Regions from separate parts of the Homo sapiens genome. Here region 1 is linked to region 2. A link is a loop called in an ENCODE intact Hi-C map of the cell type or tissue named here. Cell type or tissue: IMR-90. All regions are shown on one strand.

Region 1 (2,500 bases), 330 kb after region 2:
TAGTGGAGATGGGGATACCTAACACATTGAAATCTCTTTAATGTTTCTGATTTCCGCTTTCTAATCAAAATGGGTCTCTCAGTGCTACTAAGAAAGGGTAGAGTGTTTCAACAAGCAATTAATTGTCTCACTCATGTTTTCCCACCCAGCTCAGTAACTTACCTTGGTGTTTTGTTTTCATGTTAGTTCACTACTTAGTGCATTTGGTCCTCATTGGTAAATAAAAAGGCATCTCACTATAGGTGTACCGGATCTTTAGACCAAATGGGATGGCAGAATCTCAGGTGGTTTAGGAGGGAAGGCCTTGTTCAGATATATGCACACGACTGTGGGGAACGAAGATGGGCTGTCATGGTGCATCCCACTGCCAGGACCATTGGAAAGGAAAAGCATTGCAGAGAGAATGGCTGAGGCGTTGAGAGGCTTTTACTTTTCTAGCAGTTGTGTTCAAGTCCAAAATAAGAACTAACCCAAAGAAATGTGACTTTTTAACACACAATCTTCAGATCTTTTCCTGAGGAGAGACTATTAGGCCTATAGGTTATCAAAATTTAAGAGGCTTAGAACTTTGTACATTGAGGTCTAAAGGCTACCCACTCTGGGATTTTGTTTTATTTAAAAATGGATTCATTATAATAGGTAATCAATTCACAGGGTTCAACATTCATGAATTTCAAGATCGATACCCCCTGCCTCACCCACCCTATTCATCAAGGGCTTCTCCTGTGGGGCAACCACAGCTATCAATTTCTTGTGATTCCTTCCAAAGATACTGTATGCATCTACAAGTAAATATGTACAAATGTGCTTTTTCTTCCTCTTTTTCACAAATGGTGCAATATACAGCTTAAATTTTAAAAAAAAGTAGAATGTATGGGAGTGAGGGGGCGTAGACTGGACATGCTGATTCATATGCAATAAGGAGTCAGTTCTTAAGATAAATGAAGGAAACTAGCCCTGCATCCCCATATGTACTAGTGTAAATGATCTCCACATTGTTGAAAGAAAACTCACAATTTTCCTATTGTTGGAATTTAGTTTGTCGACCATCTTTTGTTATTTACAAACAGTGTTGCAGTGAATAACTATGTTCATAAGTCATCTCACATCTGCAAATGTATCTGCTGGGCCCATGTGTTTGTAAAATGTTTTTGGTCTTGCCAAATAGCCGGCACGAGGTTGCAACATTTCAGGTTATCCCCAGCAATGCAGAGAAGGCTTATTGCCTCCCCTCTGGCAACACAATGTAATGACATTTTTTTATCTTTGTTTTAATTGCTATTTATCATATTTTTGTTGAAATTGAGCATATTTTTCTGTGTTTAGGAACAATCTGCATTCCCTTTTCTGTGAGCTCTTTGTTCAGATCATTTGCCCTTTTTTTTTTCATTTTTCTTCTGAGTTATCTTTTTCATCGATGTCTTTTTTTTTTTTTTTTTGAAATGGAGTCTCACTCTGTTGCCCAGGCTGGAGTGCAGTGGTGTGATCTCGGCTCACTGCAGTCTCCGCCTCCCGGGTTCAAGTAATTCTTCTGCCTCAGCCTCCCGAGTAGCTGGGATTACAGGCGTGCACCACCACACCCGACTAATTTTTATATTTTTGGTAGAGATGGGGTTTCAACATCTTGGCCAGGCTGGTCTTGAACTCCTCACCTCCTGATCCACCCACCTCGGCCTCCCAAAGTGCTGGGATTACAGGCGTGAGCACCGCGCCCAGCCTTTCATTGATTTCTTTTAGGCATTCTTAAAATATTAGGGAAATCAGCCCTTTGCTAATTTGTTATATTAAGTTGTAGGTATTTTACCTAGTTTATCATTTATATAGTGGTATTGTTCATAGTCATATTTGTGGCCATATTTATTCAGAGTTTTGAGGCATTCATAGAAAGGCCTTTCCCACTTAGATGTGAAAAAAATTATTCTCTATGGTTTTGTCCAAAACTTTTATTATTTCAGTTTTTACATTTAAGTATTTGCTACATTTGTCATACACAAAAAGTTTCAGTATGGTCCAACTTGATTTTTTTTTTTTTTTAAGAGAGAGTCTTACTCTATCACCCAGGCAGGAGTGCAGTGGCGTGATCTCAGCTCACTGCAACCTCCACCTCTTGAGTTCAAGTGATTCTCCTGCCTCAGCCTCCCAAGTAGCTGGGACTATAGGCATGTATCATCATGCCTGGCTAATTTTTTGTATTTTTAGTAGAGAAGGTGTTTCACCATGTTGGCCAAGTTGGTCTTGAACTCCTGATCTCAGGTGATCCGCCTGCCTCAGCCTCCCAAAGTGCTGGGATTACAGGCGTGAGCCACCCTGCCCGGCCCAACTTAATTTTTTTTGGTTGAGTTCTCTGGCCAGTTTCCCAGTATCACTTATTGAATATTCCCTCTCTTCCCTAAGGATTTTAAATGCTACCTTTATCAAACATTAGCTTCCCATACTGTCTGGGTCTATTTCTAGACTTTTGTTCTGTTGATCTTTCAGCCTGAACATGTGTGCTGTATGA
Region 2 (2,500 bases):
GTGCACCTGTAGTCCCAGCTACTCAGGAGGCTGAGGAGGCAGGATTGCTTGAACCTGGGAGACAAAGTTTACAGTGAGCTGTGATCCCGCCACTGCACTCCAGCCTGAATGACAGAACGAGACCCTGTCTGAAAACTAAAAATAAAAGGCAAAAGATATCAACAGACCATTCAGAAGAGAAAAAAAATACAAGGCCAAGAAACATAAAAAGATGTTCAATATAGCTACTAAATAAGAAACTATGAATCAAAACAGTATGAAATGTCATTTCATAACCATCAAATGGAAAATATTAAGAAGACTAACAATCTCAACATAAGTGCAAATATAGAGCATGAGGTCTTCTTACCTCTGGAGATTTGAAGGGTAATTTGGTACAATACCTCTGGAAAGAAAACATTTGCTCTTTGATCCAGCAGTTCCACATGTAAAAAAATAATAGAGAAACTTTTGCAGAAGTTCCATAGGGAAAATGGCACAAGAAAGTTCATTGCATTATTCATAATAGAAAAAATACATACAGCATGTCATCAATAAAATAAATTTTGAAAACATGTAAAAAATGGATTCACACATGGGATGTTAGTGGAATTTTTGAATGCCATTAAAGGTACACACAAAATTGGAGCTGATGGTTACCACTGGGTGAAAGACAGGGAAGAGAAAGGGTCGTGGAAGGGTATTTTAGGAGATTTGACGGCATATGTATTGTTTTGCTTCTTAATAAAACAGAAAGCAAGTGTGACAAAATGTTAGCACTCAAGAGAGTTGGGTGGGGAATGTGTTGTGTGTTATAAACTTTTCTGTGTATTTGAAATATTTTATATTTTAGGGAAACCATTCAAAGGTATGCCTCTTAATCTCAGGACTTTCTCTCTCTCTCCAGGAGAGTGACTCTCACCAGCCCCACCCTCATTGCCAGAGGACGTTGCACGCTGCACCTGTCATGCCTCACGCTTGTGCTGTACGTGCCCAGGCCTCTGTAAATGGAGAGAATGGGGTGAGCTGACACAGTTCTTCAGGCTCTGCCCAGCAGAAGATATTATGAAAGGTCTTCTCATCTCTTCTTGAAATGGGCTACCTCCCACTGACCACTAGGTGGGACATCAGCTTGCCAGTTGCCCAATAAATGCAATGTCTATAGAATTCTTGAAACAGCCTCTGTTTCTGAGAGGGGCCCATGCTCAGAAGACTGTCCATGGACCGGCCTAGTGGTGCACTTCCTGAGTCTGGGAGCAGCACCTCTTTGAACTCCTGCTGAGGACACTGATTTGGGAGTGCAGTGCACATAAATGTAATTTACATTTATGCTTCTAATTTACATAAATGTAAACAGGGATTCAGTGAACTGGAATTTTCTTTGGTTCATAACTGGTTTTTTTCTGGCTAACTATGGGTTGGGAGAAGGAAGAGAAGAAATGGAAAATAGCATTTATTTGGGGTCTGTTATGGGCCAGGAAGCAAATTACAGCTTTATCTCATATAACGCTCATGTCTATCCGTTGAGAGGGCATCATTTCCCAGTTACAAATGAGGAAGCAGTGGCTCAAACATGTAAGATGCCTCGCCCAACGTCCAGTGAGCAAGCAGCAGACAAAAGGTTTGAACCATCTCTTTCCGCCAACAAAGTCTGGTTTCCACCGCGTGCCCTCTCCAGAAAACCTTTGGAGTAAAACTCAGAGAGACACAGAGAGAGAGAGCAAGAAAATATTTGGTATAATTTAAACACTTTCAGGTACAGCCATAATAGAAACAGATAAGAAAACAGATAAAAGACCAATCACTTCCTGGTCTTTGTCGTGCCTGTGCCAAAATAACAGAAAAAATAAAATAAAAATCACTCTACCTTATTCTTTCTTGTTCTTTCCACAAAATGTGTTTTTTGTTTTTGTTTTTTGTTTTTTTTTGAGACGGAGTCTCGGAGTCTCGCTCTGTCACCCAGGCTGGAGTGCAGTGGCACGATCTCAGCTCACTGCAAGCTCCACCTCCCGGGTTCACGCCATTCTCCTGCCTCAGCCTCCCTAGTAGCTGGGACTACAGGTGCCCGCCACCATGCCCAGCTAATTTTTGTATTTTTAGTAGAGACTGGGTTTCACCATGTTAGCCAGGATGGCCTTGATCTCTTGACCTTGTGATCTGCCCACCTCAGCCTCCCAATGTGCTGGGATTACAGGCATGAGCCACTGCACCCGGCCCAGACATTTATTTTCTCACAGTTCTGGAGGCTGGAAGTCCAAGATCAAGGTGTCTGTAGTGGGGGTTTCATTTCATTTCAGTCTGAAGCCCTTCTCCTTGGCTTGCAGATGGCGTCTTCTCCTGAGTCTACACAGGGTCTTCCTTTTGTGTCTGTTTGTGTCCTAACCTCCTCTCCTTACAAAGATGCCAGTCAGTTTAAATTAGAACCCATTCCTGTGACCTCATTTAACCTCAGTCACCTCCTTAAAAGTCCTATCTCCAAATCCAGTCACATTCTGAGGTACTGGGGGTTAGGACTTCAACA

The links. Hi-C counts contacts between places; a loop is a spot of excess contacts. Peaks named below come from ENCODE experiments on the same cell type or tissue, not always from the same donor. Only the 100,000 strongest peaks of a DNase experiment are listed, where the experiment ranks them.
Region 1: it touches region 2 in a loop (5-fold over the local background); 4 of 110 quality-filtered maps call a loop at or near these places.

Annotation. Positions count from the first base shown.
Region 1 is chr21:37,249,839-37,252,338 of GRCh38, reverse strand. The region is part of intron 1 of VPS26C (VPS26 endosomal protein sorting factor C); the gene reads left to right. Among named protein-coding and RNA genes, the nearest start is that of VPS26C, 16 kb to the left of the region's middle. In IMR-90, a CTCF peak has its summit at 1,208; a DNase peak (open chromatin) is centred at 1,158; H3K27ac peaks cover 167 bases.
Region 2 is chr21:37,581,361-37,583,860 of GRCh38, reverse strand. All of the region lies in intron 1 of KCNJ6-AS1 (KCNJ6 antisense RNA 1), which reads right to left. Among named protein-coding and RNA genes, the nearest start is that of KCNJ6-AS1, 64 kb to the right of the region's middle. In IMR-90, a CTCF peak has its summit at 1,095 (motif pointing right); a DNase peak (open chromatin) is centred at 1,120.